Regions from separate parts of the Homo sapiens genome. Here region 2 is linked to region 1. Evidence: chromatin loops called from intact Hi-C (ENCODE). Cell type or tissue: HCT116. All regions are shown on one strand. Region 1 overlaps CCDC169-SOHLH2 (CCDC169-SOHLH2 readthrough). Region 2 overlaps LOC102723490 (a long non-coding RNA gene).

Region 1 (8,000 bases):
CAGGAACTAACAGAGCTTACTATGTCAGGCACTATGTTATTTGTTTTATCTATCTCTAATAATCTTCACAGTAACCCTGCATGAGAGTTTAATTAACTCAATTTCACAGATGAGGAAATTAAGCCTCAGAGAGATGAAATAACTTCCTCAGTGTCCCATAGTCTGAATTTGAGCCATGATGGTCTGATTCCAAAACCTACGTTTCGAGGGAAAATAGGTTATACTCAGTACATTTTCTCACCCCTACTCTTCCACTACACACCACATCACATTTTCTCCTATGTCCTAGCCTCTAATTGGCACTTCTTTCTTCGCTTTTGAATAATTTGCCTGAACTCTGGACAACGTGTTTTATCCTCTCCTACAGCAGAATTTTCTAGAACATTCTTTTCCTGAACATTCATAAAGCCTTCCCCTTCTTGACTTCTGTGATACCATTCTTCCAGTTGTCCCCCCATCCTTTCTCAATATTTTTCCTTCTCAATAATATTCCCTAAATTGCCTCCTAACACTTTAAATGTCAGCATTCCCCAGGGTTTCAACCTCAATTCTATTTTTCAGACTGCATATTTTTCCTGAGCAATCCCTTGTAGTTTCATGACTGCATGTGACACTTATGACTTGGTGATCTCTGTTTTCAGAGAAGCAACTTTCCATAATCCAAAACTATTTTCAGTTGCTTCCAAACCACTATCACCTGTGTAATACACACAAACAAAACTAAACTTACCATTTCCTAACATCCTAATTTCAATTTCTATTATCCTGTTCATTGTAATCCATGAAGTTATTCAAGCCAAAACTCTCAATTGTCATTAAATTCTCTTGCAGTCTTACCCAATATCTAAGTATTCATGAAATCCTCATTCCTAAATAGATCTTTAATCTGTCTCCTCTGCTCCATCCCCATATAATACTGCCCAAGCTAAAAAAAAACCCACCTTCCCTTACCTAGACTACGACAAAAGCATCCTAGCTGGTTTCTCTGATTCAATTCTAACCCACCCTGAGGAATCCTTTCTTCATGGTGGTTGGGGTGGGGGTGGGAGGATCTTTCAACCTCTATATAAAATATTTCAATAGCTTCTTATCATATACAAAAAAAATTCACACTCCCTACCATGAATACCAAACCCTTTATTATTTAGCCCCTGCATATTATTTCCAGCTTCATCGCTCATCATCCCTCTTATTTATTCCAGACATACTGAACTAACTGTAGAGCTGGGGTGTCTTTAGACAGACTGACCCAGAAATACTTTATAATAATTTGAAAATCTACCTATCTTATGATTTTAAAATTCCACTTCTAAGAACATGTATACTTGAAGCAGTGGTTCTCAAACTTTTTTATTAGAATTACCTGAAGAGTTAATAAAAATATAGAGGTGGCAAGTAGGTTGAAGGACAGGACTTGGCCTTTGTATTTTTATGAAGTGCCCTAGGTGATTCCATAACCTACCAAAGTTTATGGATCACTGCCTTAAAGCAGAGGCTGGCAAACTATAACCTAAAGATCAAATTCAGCTTCTGCCTGTTTTTGTAAACCAAGATTTTTTAGAATACAGCCCACCAATTAGGTGTTGTCTATGGCTCCCTTTATACTACAGCAGCAGGGTTGAATAGCTACAACAAAGATCAGAGATCATACAACTGCAATGCTGAAAATATTTACTATTTATCCATCTACAGAAAAGTTTGCTAAGCCTAGAGGAACACTTTGCACTGAAAGACACATATAAAGATATTCACTGTGGCAATGCTTGTCATAGTGAGATTTTGAAAAATTCATGATGTACGTAAATAGGCTAATTTACGTAATTCATGATGTACGTAAATATACTAAGGATATACACATATAATGAAATACTATACAACTGATAAAATTTACTAGATCTTTATTAACATGAATGGAATTAAATAATGAGTAAAAGAATGATATGCACAGTATGATACTTTTTATATGCATTTTTATACATACAACATGTAGAGAGATATTAAAAATAAACTGAAATAATATATACCAAATTCATGGTAGTCCTTGCCTATAAAAAGGAAACAAAAAGAAGACAGGGAGGAGAATAAAAGGGATCTCAACTCTATAAATTGTTTTCATTAAAACATTTAAAGTCAAAAAGGGACAAAGATCTGAAGATTTATAAATACTAGAATATGGAGTTGTTTGCCATAATACACTCTGTGGGTTTCAACTCAAAATTAAAACCAGAAACAACCTAAAATACCCAGTTATAGGGAAAAGTAATTGAACATTCACATTCCAACACAATGGAACATAATATATCATTGAAAAATGCACATGAAGAGAACATAACATATGAAATAATTGACTTAATTACCCCAATTAGCATAGGATTCAAAACTGTCCATGCGGTAAGGTTATAATTATATTTTAAACAACAATAAAAACTAGCTGTAATCCTTTTTCACTTTGTTTGTTGGCTGACTTATTTATTTGGTTGTTCTTTTTAATCAATATGTATGCATACAAAAATTACTAAAAACAGAACTGTCTACAGTGGATATGTTTGATTTTATGATATTCTTTTTCTATACCTTTTATTTTCCAAATAATATCAGCTGAATACATGTTGAACGAATATGTATGAATGAATTGAATGAATACATAAAATGAAATGCCTTCACTTTAAATGACTTTGTGTGTGGCAGATACAGCCAACTGTACGCTCACAATCCACTCTTCTCTTCTTCCTGTATATTCAGTAAAACACTATATTTCCTAGCCTGTCATGCACACGAAGGTGCCCATATGATACAGTTCTAACTCCCAATGAAATGTCAAGGGGAATTACTGGGTGCAGCATCTTAGAAAGCTCTTTGAAGGGGAGTAGACGTGACCGGCTTTCACCTTTACCATTTCTCCTTCACCTATGTCTTTTTTTGAATGATAACGTGAAGCAGCTGAGAAGGCGAAGCAGCCATCTTTAAACACGAGGACAAAAGCCACTCACAAATGGATGGCAGAGTAGAAACTTAGGGGAAGCCTGGATTCCTGAAGGCATTATACAGCCACTGCACCACCCCTGGACTGCAAACCTCATACTTTCTGTCACATGAGGAAAAAAAAGAAAAGAGAAAAAAAAAACTTTACTTGTTTAAACCTTTCTCTTACATTCTGCCAAATGCAACCCTTGATACATCATGCTAAAATAAAATTTTAATAAATTACCCCACTGAAAGACACTTAGAAGATAATATAACGTATCTTACCTTCAGAGGAGAAAAGTGAACCTCAAGAAAAAAAAAAGTTGGAGGCACCAACCTATTATCAGAACAAAGACTAAAGCTTCACTCTCACTTATGTGAATAATTTTTTCTAAAATATTAAAATCACACTGAACTTTACATTTCAAAATGGCTGAAACAGGCGGGGTGTGGTGACTTATACCTGTCATCCCAGCACTTTGGGAGGCGAGGCAGGTGGATTGCTTGAGCTCAGGAGTTCGAGACCAGCCTGGGACACACGGTGAAACCTCGTCTCTACTAAAAATACAATAATTAGCCAGGCATGGTGGCATGAGCCTGTAGTCCCAGCTATTCAGGAGGCTGAGGTGAGAGGACTGCTTGAGCTCAGCAGGCAAAGGCTGTAGTGAGCCAAGATTGAACCACTACACTCCAGCCTGGGTGACAGAGTGAGACCCTCCCTCAAAAAAAAAAGAAATGCTGAATGGTAAATTTTAAGTTATGTATATTTACCACAATAAAAGAGAGATAAAATTATATTAAAATGAAGTCCACTTTAATGATATAGTTTAAAGATAACATTTTATACATTTTTGTCAAATAACATATAAAATATTACACATATACTAGTCAACAACGAGTGCCCATCCTTTTGCTACTCATAAGCAAATCTGTAGTTTGAAATTATTCAAAATTAGTATTCAAACTAACACATCAATTTCATAAGTATGTCTGTACAGATTACTCCTAAACACTAAACAATCCACAACAAGGATAAAGAATCGGGAAATTTACAGATGGTATTTGAATTCATACTCTATCCCACAAAAGCAACTAATTTAAGCCCTTTTCCCTAATTGTCAATTTAACAGGAAGCCAAAAATATGTCTGCATTACACAATTATATGTCTGAATTTCACAAATATTATTCTTTATATCAAAGAATAAGACTTAGTTTTGTCCTTAGCTAAGAGGGTCTCTTGACTGGATATAGGATTGTTGGATCCCAATGCTTTTTGCTTAGTAATTGGACACTTCTATCGCTGACTCCTTGATTAGATTTCTAATCTCTGCTGCTCAGACACACCCCTCTTGGATTCATGAGTACCAAACACTCATGAAAGCACCTGTCCAGAGAATAGAGAGGACCAGTTCTGTTTATACTGAACTTTCATTCTCTTTCCTTTCTGCTTGGTCTGTGGTCCCACTCTTCGTTGTGCTAATATTTCTTCAGTCCTTTACTGTGGAGAAATATAATTCTCTGTCTCTGGATCTAAATTATTAAATCTCTTAGAGAACCACATTTTCTTCAAAAATAACACAAATACATCAAGGAAAATAAATGTATTTTTTCCAACATGAATATGTTCCAGAGTCTCAGGTAGTAGTTAGAAAACCAATTAAACGCTCCTTAGATATGCCCTAAGGTATTTTACTAAGTCATACCAGCACTTGTTGCTACTCTCCACAAGGGTGGTGATACCCACTCTGTTGAGCTAGGACTGAGCCTCAGTTATCAAGAAGCAGGTAGACAGAATATTTTATATCCAGTAGGTAGTAATAAAATTCTACCTGCAATTAAGAAAAGGCACTAAGCTTAACATAGCCCTAGCAACTATTTCTAAATGCCACAAGAGGGCGATATAACTCTATGACAGCACATGGGAAAACAATTTTTCGAGTTAGAAAAATTCCTGACTTTCCAAGATATGGAAATAAAGGCATGTCTGGGTTGAAAGTAACAAGCGTGCAAAAGGACTTATTTCTCCTCAATTCATTATTAGCAAAAACACAGTATTTGTCTATATCTTTCTCTGAAGGTTGGCGGTGATTCAAAAAGCAATATCTATACATGCTCTGCTCTTCAGGACACCTGTGAATATAGCTGGCAACTTAGTGCTCCACCTATAGCTACTCAAAAATTATTTGTTGTCCTTCAAACAGATCCCTTGAACAAAACAGTTTATTTGGACCTTGCGCTAGTCTTCAAACTTCTCTTTGAAATACGTCTGGAAAAAATAGACATAATTTCCTTCAATTATTCTTTGTGTTTAATCACATTTCTACTCACCACTGGCATTCGTTCATAGACACGAATAGAAGATAGTCTATCTACAATAAATCAAATATGAGCACTTAATGTTTTATCAGTTTTAACTCAAATTATAAAATGTACATATGATTGGTTTTGTACCTGAAGAGTTTCCATGGATTTTTTCCACTTTCTCCTTGAGATAAACAATTTGCTTTTCTAGTTCATCATTTAATTCAAGTTGTGTCTCATAACGGGTTTTCCATTCACTACCTGAGTAAAAACAGGGAGAAACAATCAAGATCACCCCACCACCTCTCATTTATTCATTAAAATAACATTATGAGCTTGATCTTACTCTATTACTATATTTGACTTTATTGGCAATACAGATCAACTAGAAGGAAATAGTTATTAAGTCTGTATTTCTGTTAGTAAGATTTTCCAGACTGCAAGAATTAGACTCACACTCAGGCTACCAAACAGCCAAACCTTATCACAACTACTGCAATTCCTCTTCTTCCCTACTTCCCACCTGCTTTTTTCTTTTACTTCTTGTGCATCCTTACAATGAATTCAATTAGAGGGAATATCAGGACATGTTTCTTTCCTTGGAACTTGAAATACCCATATATATAATATCCATATATTTCATATATGATATTTCATATACATATCCATAAATATATATATTTCAAGTTCCAAGGAAACTTGAAATACATATTTATATATTTATACATTTTATATATGTTTATGTGTATATAAAATATCCTAAACATTACTAACCTATCCAATGTCATGTTCATTTTTTTTCCTTTGAAAGCAATTCTGAAGTCTGCTGAATAACTATCACTTACGTGTCTGCCGTGTGTAAAGCACACAATGCTTCACATACATTAAGTAATTTAATCCTCATTTTAGAAATGTAGTCACCTATTTTACAAAGATGAGGAAACCAAGGCTCAAAGATGTCAATGTCAAATAACATTCTTAAGATGACAGAGCTAATAAATAAGGGAACCGGGTTTTTAATCCAGTTTTATCTGCCTTTGAAATCATATCCTCTTAACTCCTAAGCTGAAGGAACAATGTACATTTAGCTATCTTCTCAGGCATTTTCTCTTAACCTTAAGCAGTTTTCTTTCACTAAACCCTTTTAGCTATTAAAGTCAAAGCATTTTCCTTATGTCTGGGGAAAAAGAAGAATACAGCCTAAAATTAAAAGGTCTTTGTTCAGATTCAAAGCCCAAAGCTAACTTTTTCGAGTCTTTAAAGTCAGGCTTTGTAGAGGGCAAAAAGATGGCTTCTTTTTCAACTTTAAATGCTCTTCACAGGTCTGAAATAACTGCTGCTACATAACAGTTAGTGGAAGAGTTAAGGAGAAAGAGTATTAGCACATACCACTACCAACCTCCTCAGCCCTGACACAGGTCTCCCTTACACCCTCATCTCTATGCAAATGCGGTCTACCAAAGGGGATGGAACCCCCTCCCATACTGAAACTGAAAGTCATTAACCCAAAAGCTTTGGAAAGGTACAAGAAGAAAGGAGAAGCCCTGAAAGACTAAACATTTACCCAAAAGATACAGTAGAGCTCAACTGTATGGAATCATCTTTATAACTTGCTACCTAAAGTCTCCCTTTGTCATGGTATCCCCTTTCCTAACATGGTAACGGATTCTTCAGAGCAAGATGAGAATGGTTACCAAAAAATTAAAAATGCAATTTATTTTTGGCACATCTGAGTACAGTTTATAAATTTTGACACCATTTTATTTAAAAATATTATTGACTTTTAAGTCAATCATCAAATTTAATTATCAAATATAGACAAGCCAGCCAGGCACGGTGGCTCACACCTGTAATCCCACCATTTTGGGAGGCTGAGGCTGGTGGATCACTTGAGGTCAGGAGTTCAAGACTAGCCTGGCCAATGTGGTGAAACCCCGTCTCTACTAAAGAATACAAAAATTAGCCAGGCATGGTGGCAGGTGCCTGTAATCCCAGCTACTCAGGAGGCTGAGGCAGAAGAATTGCTTGAACCCGGGAGGCAGAGGTTGCAGTGAGCTGAGATTGTGCCACTGCACTCTAACCTGGGTGACATAGCTAGTCTGCATCTCAAAAAAATAAAAATTTTTCTCAAAAAAATAAAATAAGATAGATAGATAGATAGATAGATAGATAGATAGATACATAGATACATAGATACATAGATACATAGATAGATAGACCGACCTATTAGTATACAGTCGTAACCAAATGGAATCCGGCTGCTTGCCACTTACAGAGTCCAATTAATAAGAGCAAGGTCTGGCATAAAGTGGCTTTATTAACCCCAACATCAACATGGGACAACACAAAAGACCCAAGATAGACACCAAAACAAGACACACAGACCTTGTAACCAGCACAACTCCTGCATGCCTCCCATATTAAGTTTCCCTTTGAAAGCCCCCTGCCTTTTCCCTAGAAATTGGACATGGTTATTTTGGATGGGAATCTGGCCACTTGTCCATTATTAGTTTTGGTCAATGAAGTCACTTTCTCTCTACTGGACCTCGCTTTTGTTAATTGAACTATGCAATCAGCACTTACAATTGCTGGTTACAATTTTAGTGTCCCGTATGGTGAGTGCTGTATGCTCCAGGGCCTGAGCCTGCCAGTCTGGTTTCTATCAGATGGGGCATAGGGCCACCTGTGAATACTAGTTGCTGATGGCTAGCTGACCCATGGCTAGGATATTAGG
Region 2 (8,000 bases), 450 kb after region 1:
GATATTTACAAAGGTAATATTATGGGTTAAGAACTGCTTTCGCAGAAATGAGAAAAAATGGCAAAAATAAGTCTCAGTGTTGTCTAAGAAGAAAACGTAAATTTAGACTGAGCATTTTCATTATGAAGTACTCAACCACATCTGCTGTGAAAATTCTCTGGGGTGGGTAGGCTCTAACTTCCTGGGGGTAAGCACTGGCTATTGCTGTCTGGGGGAAGCTGAATTCGAAGACAGTGACTCTAATTTACCTACGTGGCAATTTGCCTATTCAAAATGGTCTCCCAGAATTTCTCCCAGGAAGAATTAAAAGCAGTGAATTCACCACTCCTGGACCCAACTGAAATATCAGAATCAGTGGGTATGTTATGAGTTCAATTTCAAAGCAGAAAAGCCTTATTTTGGAAATGTGACTATTTTAGGGGCATTAAAAGAGAAATCTAAGAATGTTTTCTTTGCCTAGTGAAATGTGCAACTTCCTATAAAAATATCCCAGGCCCAGGCCTTCAGTTTTCTCACGCAAGGACACCTGGCCTTTGGAGAGGTTATGGTACTCTGGTGACAGAAGAGTCTATAACATAAAGAACCCAGTACTCTCTGGGGAGTTTTTTACTCTGAGAATACACAGCAGTTTTCTCCCACTTACAAATACTCTAAGACTGTGCCACCCAGCCTGGTAGCCACGAACCACATATGACTCTTAATCACCTGAAATGGGGCTAGTCTGAATGAAGATGCGCTAGAAAGGTAAAATACATACCAGAACATACCAGATTTCTAAGACTGTTCAAAAAAAGAAAAATATTTTATTAATAATGTCCATATCGTTAATATGTTAATATGATAATATCCTATCATTGATGATATATTAGGTTAAATAAAATATGTAACTAAAATTCATTTTACTAGTCTTTTTTTAACGTGGCCTCTAGAAAATTTAGAATTACATGTGCCATGCAGTGTATTTCTATTAGACATTGAAAACCCACTCTGTTCTTTACCAGTGAGGTCAGACTGAACCCAGCAGTCTTGCTGGCTCAGAAGGTCTGAGCTGGAACTTCAGATGTTGGATACTGAAATGAAGGGTTGCACCACAGAGCAACAGAAGGATTTATCCAGGTATCAGGCAAAGAAACAGACAAATAAATCACGAGGGCCAGGTTTCCATGAGTGTTTCAGGAGGAAAGTTGTGGTTCTGAAAGTGTGGTCTTTAGACCAGCAGCGTTGCTCATGGACTCACTGAGCATCACCATGGAACTGGTCGGACATGCCAATCCTCAGGCTTCATCCTCCACCGAGTCAGAAATTCTGGGGGTGGGAGCCAGTAGTGTGGGGTTTAACAAGCCCTCTAGGTGATTCTGATGCACCCTCAAATTTTAGAACCCCTGTTATAGCTCATTGAAAATCCCACCTGCCCTGTAGGTTGGAATTAGTTAACACTCCATTTCACAGGTGATATAGTTTGGATGTTTGTCCCCACTCAAGTCTCATGTTGAAATGTAGACCCTCATGTTGGAGGTGGGGCCTGGTGGGAAGTGTTTGGATCATGGGGGTGGATCCCTGATGAGTGGCTTAGGCCATCCCTTGGTGATAAGTGAGTTCACATGAGATCTGGTTGCTTAAAGGTGTGTGGCACCTCCCCCTACCTTTCTCTTGCTCCTGCTCTCACCATGTGACGTGCCTGCTCCCCCTTCACCTTCTGTCATGAGTACAAGCTCCCTGAGGCCTAATCAGAAGCAGATGGCAGTTCTATACTATCTGTACAGCCTGTGAACTGTGAGCCAATTAAACCTCTTTTCTTTATAAATTACCCAGTCTCGGATATTTCTTTTTTTTTTTTTTTTTTTTTCTGAGACAGAGTCTTGCTCTGTCGCCCAGGCTGGAGTGCAGTGGCGCCATCTCGGCTCACTGCAAGCTCCGCCTCCTGGGTTCACACCATTCTCCTGCCTCAGCCTCCCGAGTAGCTGGGACTACAGGTGCCCACCACCATGCCCGTCTAATTTTTTGTATTTTTAATAGAGACGGGGTTTCACCGTGTTAGCCAGGATGGTCTCTATCTCCTGACCTCGTGATCCACCTGCCTCGGCCTCCCAAAGTGCTGGGATTACAGGCGTGAGCCACCACACCCGGCCCAGGTATTTCTTTATAGCAATGCAAGAACAGCCAATACAACATGTGAGGAAACTGCGTGATAAAGAAAGAAATAAAGAAACTTGCCCTTATTACACAGCTATTAAGTGGCAAAGAAATCAAGCTTTCAACCCCAATGTTTATAATCCTAGAGTTGATACTCTTTATCAGATGTCAGCTCAATGAGAAAAACAAAAAGTCAGAGGAGAAACAAATCTAGATAAGTGGCTGTTAAACTTCATAGGGACTCTAACCAGAAAATTTGAGGACGCTCTAGTTGCCTCCCTGCAAAAATGCACTTTTATACAACACTGATACAATTTCAGGCTGCCCCTTGACCCATTGGAGGTTCTGCCTGCAGCCAATTTTATCATGCCTAATTGAGAGCTCCAGATTGGATGATGAGTCACTCTTCATAGTGAAGTAGTACTCCTTACACGAATAGGGTTTCATGTGTCTAATGCTTCCTACTAAACATATACTGAAGGAAAAAAGTTGATCTGAGATATTACAGATATTATTGTCTTAGCTGCCTTAACCAAATGCCGTAGACTGGGTGGCTTAACAACAGACACTTAGTCCTCACGGTTCTGGAGGCTGGAAGTCTGAGATCCTGGAGCCATCATGGTCAGGTTCTGGTGAAGGCTACCTGCCTGGTGGCAGATGGTACACTTCTTGCTGTGTCCTCACATGGCAGAGAGCAAGCTCTGAGGCCTCTTCCTCTTCTCATGAGGACATAATCCATCAGGAGGCCCACTTTTATGACCTCATCTAAACCTAAAGATCACCCAGAGCCCCCATCTCCAAATGCATTGGGGGTTAGAGCTTTGACATATGAATTTAGGGAGGTAAAATTCAGTCCATAGCAGATGGATGAGAACTATGTTTCTTCTGTTTGCTTAAGAAGGAACAAAATACTCATTAGTGGCTTATAACCCAACTGGCTCTAAGTGGAGGGAGGTACCAGACTGATTTTGAAATCTGCAAAGGGCAGGGTCTCCATGGGAAGGGAGGGCCACAGACATTGGTCACACTGAGCAGTAATGTCAAAGCACTGCTACAAAACAGGTAAAGGACCTTGCTAATACCGTCTGTCTTTCCTGTTTGAAGATGATACTAATAACAGTAATTTCTACCTGTGATAGCTTTGGGAGCAAATTAGGCTGAAAAAATTGACATATAATGAATGTCCCTTTGTGTTTGTAGTACAGAGGGTATTGGCAGAGCCTGAAGCTGTTTGATAAGCACAGCACAGCTCACTATTAACTTTAGCTGGAACATTTATAATTTAGTCTCAGACAATGGCGATCAAGTGCTTGGGGATGGGGATGAAGGCGAGGAGGCTAGTCTCTTTTTATCAAGCTGCAAAAAGAAAGCTAAACACTTATTCCTTCATAAAAGGAAAAAATAGGTTATCTTGAAATGTATTGGCAATTCTTTATTGTTTCTTTAATAAGTAATTCTACATTTAAGAAGATAGGAAAATATTTAAGGGTGACTACATACCCGCTGTTCATTTGGCATTTATTTAATGCCTTGAAAGAATAGGCATTCTCATATAAATGCGTTGAGTTCTGAAAGTTTGTACTTAGGCAAATAAAATTTTCCATAAAATTATAAATAATTTTATGTTATACATAATTATCTATATTCATATAAATACATTCATATATGTGTGTATATGTGGCTTTTTAAAAGTATTAAAATATATTTTAATTTTTTGCTTTTGGAATCATCCTGCAAACCTAACCATTATTTATGACATTTTTATGGGGGAAATGCAATTAATGTTAGAAACCTATATAAACCTACCCCTGGCAAAAGAGGAGACCTTCACTATCTTCTATGACTCTGTAAAGCAGAGAAGGGATTTTTGTTCTCCACCAGCTCTGGTGGAAGCAGTTTTCCTTTCCTCTGGCAGCTATTTTTGCAAGTGGAAAGGAATTCGCCCCCTGGTGGTGACCACATATTAACATGAAATATTTATAAATCGAGTTTTTATGTGTTACAAACTGCTTATGCATGCCTTCATTTGCCCACCCTGAGATTTTCTTGTAAATATTTATATGTCCCAAAGCTTTTAGGGCATCAGCTCGCATCCGAAAGAGGCTCTGCAAGTTTTCTGTGTAATTATTAGGGACATCAACTCTTTACTAACTATTGAACAAGAATAGATGACTTATTCTTGCAAGCTCCCAGGATATAATCATAAGCAAAAGTGTTTTTCTTCCAATATGAGTGCACCATCATAACTGTGCTCTAAGGTGGGTCCCAATAGTATTACTAAATTTCTAACAAACTAGTCCCTAAGTTGGAATTTCTGTAACACACACACACACACACACACACACACACACACACACGTTCTATCTATCAAATTTGATGGACAAGGTAAACTGATCTTGTCATTCCCCAGATACAATTTTCACTGCCCACAATTTTCACATTGCCTTTTTTATGGTCTTCCTTTAGCCGTGCTCTCTAGAAGAAATTCCCTTTTTCTTTCTATATTGCCTTAAATTTCATGGTCCAACATCCCCTTTCTCTAGCAACATGAAGTATTTATTCTTTCTCTTTCCTGAGATATATTGTGAACCTAGAAAATGCAAAGCTGAATAATGTGATCTCTCCTGTATTAAAAAAGGAAAAAGAACTTTTCTGCCTGAATTACCCTGCCTGGACTATATAATTAGCACCTTCTTATACATTATCTTGTCTCTAATTTTTAATTCCACACATTTCAAAACTTTATTATATAATGTCATATTAAGGTATTTCTAAATTAGAGTATATGCTCCTTCTGAGCAGAAAAATTTCTTACGCATCTTATACGGGTTGTGCATGCCTAATCTGAAGACCCAAATTCTGAAACGCTCCAAAATCTGAATGTTCTTGGGCACTGACTTGACACCACAAGCAGAAAGTTCCACACATAAGTACTTAGCACAAGCTTTGTTTTATGCACAAAATATTAAACATATCATATAAAATTACCTTCAGGCTATGCATATAAGGTGTATATGAAATGTAAATAAATTTTGTGTTTAGATTTAAGTCCGATCTCCAAGATATTACGTATATGCAAATACTCAAAATCTGAAAATACTGAAATCTGAAACACAGTCACAAGCATTTTAGATAAGGGATACTCAACTTGCACTTAATTTTTCATTCATTACTTCACTTCAGGGATTGTTTACCACATTTGTTCATTCATTTATCTAATTCACTCATTCAGTTAGCATCTATGAAACGTGAATGAGACACTGTTGATATCATTGGGTCCATGGGGCCTAAGGGCTATTTCCATAATGTGTGCTCAACAAATACCCGTGGAGTAAATAACCCACTCTCTTACCCAGTCCTGATTTTCATTATCTGTGAGCTGGAAAGCTAGTTGCTATGAAACAGAACAAAGGTAGCTGCAAAAAGATGTTTTCCGACATCCTGATATAATGACCCTGACTCTGCCTCAGTTAAATACAAATCCCTTCTGTCTAGCTGAGATCTCAGTATATGTGTCCACCAAGTGGCCTCACGGGAAAAGCAGGAACCCTGAGGAATAGAAGTGGTGATATTTGTGCCTGAAAGCGTCTGCCTTTCACTGTGAATGAAGCATGAGGCAGTGTCATCTGCCGAGAGAAAGGAAATGTCATCAGGGAGGTTGGGGCTTAAGGAAGAGGGAAGAATCCCTGGGAAGAAAGCAAGAGGCTGTTCCCTGGAGAATCGCCAAAGGATAGCTTTGAGCATTTCACTGAGATTGGAGACCAAAAGTATGTGGTGACAACGACCTGTGATTTCCTCCAACAACATTCAGTACCTGCTTCAAGGGACAGAAAAGGCCAGTTTTACATTAACCATGGTCAGAACACAGCAGGGTGATACCACTGGCAGAAATGAAGGCCCAGGCAGGAGAACAGTTTGAGAGATGCTCCCTCGTTTCTAGCCAGGGATGGAATAGAAGGAAGCGAAGCAATGAGGGGAATGGGAGCTTGGGAACCAAAGGACTCGCTGGGCATGGTGGGTAAAAGCTGGAGAACCAAAAGGCTGTGGTCACAGGTTATTTTCATATTGACCTTTGCAACTTCAGAAATGAAGTTGTTCTTGGTGAGAATGAAGTTGAGGATGGATAGCTCATGTAGAATAGAAGTAAAAGTGAAACGTTAAGGAGACCAAGTTAAAGTCTGGATGGATTCTTCACCAGAATATTAATACTATCTATAATTATGGCAGGAGTTCTGGAAGCCAGGCCTTCTGTGAATTAGATGGCAAAATCTTCAATAAATGAAGGTTGATAGGATGGGGAGAGTGGGATAGTCACACAGCCATGAAACTCAAAAACATAGAAAAATGCAGGGAATTTTGCCCCTTAGTAAAGTTTAATTGGTTTATAGTTTGGTTCATTCTGTAAAGCAGCTTATCTATTTAATAACTCAGGAAGCATAAGCATGGTTGGTAAATATATCAAAACTATGTAAATTCAGAAATAAATACTTAGAAAAAGCTTACAGTTTTATTCTGTGGTTTTCTAATGAAAGGCAATTTACCAGCCATTATGCATTTCCTATCTCATTTGAAAATAACACAGACTGACATTTTACTAATTCATTATGACTGATCAAAATCATATTTTGTTTTATCTAAGGTTTGGATAGCATTTAAGTGTTGTACTGGGATGCTTGTTTAGAAGGATTATGCCCAAGATTAATTTTTTAAATGACTGGATGTGAACATGTTCTCTTTCTGCACCACTTCTCATTCAACTTAGAATGCAAAGTACAAATCTTATTGCAACCTAACAAAATTCCTTGAGAGTTAAGAGTCTGGTTTCAAAACTGAGAAAATGTCATACAGAGTGTTTTAAACTTAAAGCAAAAGGATAGTGTGTGAATTCAAAGCGATAACGGTAAATGCTAGACATTAGCAAGTCTTTACTTCCTCGTCAAATACATGAGGAAGTGTAATCTATAGAACCTCATTATCTCTAGTTTGTGAGAAAGGCCATGGAGGAAACTACCACCTCCATCATTTATACCCCTTTAAATTCTCAAAAGTATCTCTTGACTTACCTACATAATAATTAGGTTGCTATTGAGACATGTTTGTTCTCAACCAGGCGATGACCAGGGAGGATCAAGGCCGACAGCTATATTCCCAAGGTATAAAGCGCAGGAGGGATGCAGCAAAGAAAGCCCCTTGAATTTAAGTCAGGGCATTTCGGTTGGGGGTGGGCAGCTTTGGGGAGTAATGGGACCAGGAAGAAGGAAGGGTTGTAGGACAGAAGGGTTGGATGGTGACCTGGTTCTGGCTGGTGCTCTCAGGGTTTCCACAGGCCTATCCTAAAGTCAAGGATAGGCCCTTGACCATACCAGTCTTCCCAGGTGATAACATTATACTCCCATGCTTCAGCCACAAGCCCAACCCCACTCCTGCCCTTCTAGGCAAGTTTCCTTCTCATCCATTACATGCCAGGGATGTCACTCTCATGAATAATTTCACAGAATATATTAGTTGTGTCCTATGTATACTAAATGTAAAATGTCTCTTAGGCCTCAACCCCTTTCTATAAATTGGGACAATAACTCCCCACTGCACTTTCTGCTACTCTCCACTGGACAGACAGTTGCAGCTTTTTGTGCAGTGCCAGCCGCATTCATGTAACACCATTGTAAAGGTTGAAGTCAATAGATTTGGCAGTATTAGGTGTCTGGTTACAGGGCTCCTTTCAACACTGGCAAAATGAACATTATTGCCACCAATGATCCCTTCATTGTTTTCAACTACATGGTCCTCATGTTCCAAGTTGATTCCACTATGTCAAGTTCAATGGAATCTTTAAGGATAGGAATGGGACGCTCATCATCAGTGGGAAG

The links. Hi-C counts contacts between places; a loop is a spot of excess contacts. Peaks named below come from ENCODE experiments on the same cell type or tissue, not always from the same donor. Only the 100,000 strongest peaks of a DNase experiment are listed, where the experiment ranks them.
Region 2: a loop joins it to region 1, with 9 times the contacts of the local background. A loop is called at or near these places in 70 of 110 quality-filtered maps.

Annotation. Positions count from the first base shown.
Region 1 is chr13:36,278,176-36,286,175 of GRCh38, forward strand. It overlaps CCDC169-SOHLH2 (CCDC169-SOHLH2 readthrough), which reads right to left. Exons shown (of 16, transcript NM_001198910.2): 2 at 5,417-5,527. The coding sequence starts at 5,431. CCDC169 (coiled-coil domain containing 169) reads right to left here. Exons shown (of 8, transcript NM_001144981.3): 3 at 5,417-5,527; 4 at 5,294-5,334. Among named protein-coding and RNA genes, the nearest start is that of CCDC169, 16 kb to the right of the region's middle. In HCT116, a CTCF peak has its summit at 4,864 (motif pointing right); a DNase peak (open chromatin) is centred at 4,836.
Region 2 is chr13:36,732,246-36,740,245 of GRCh38, forward strand. All of the region lies in intron 3 of LOC102723490 (a long non-coding RNA gene), which reads right to left. It also overlaps the pseudogene GAPDHP34. Among named protein-coding and RNA genes, the nearest start is that of SERTM1, 62 kb to the left of the region's middle. In HCT116, CTCF peaks have their summits at 4,073 (motif pointing left) and 4,280; a DNase peak (open chromatin) is centred at 4,096.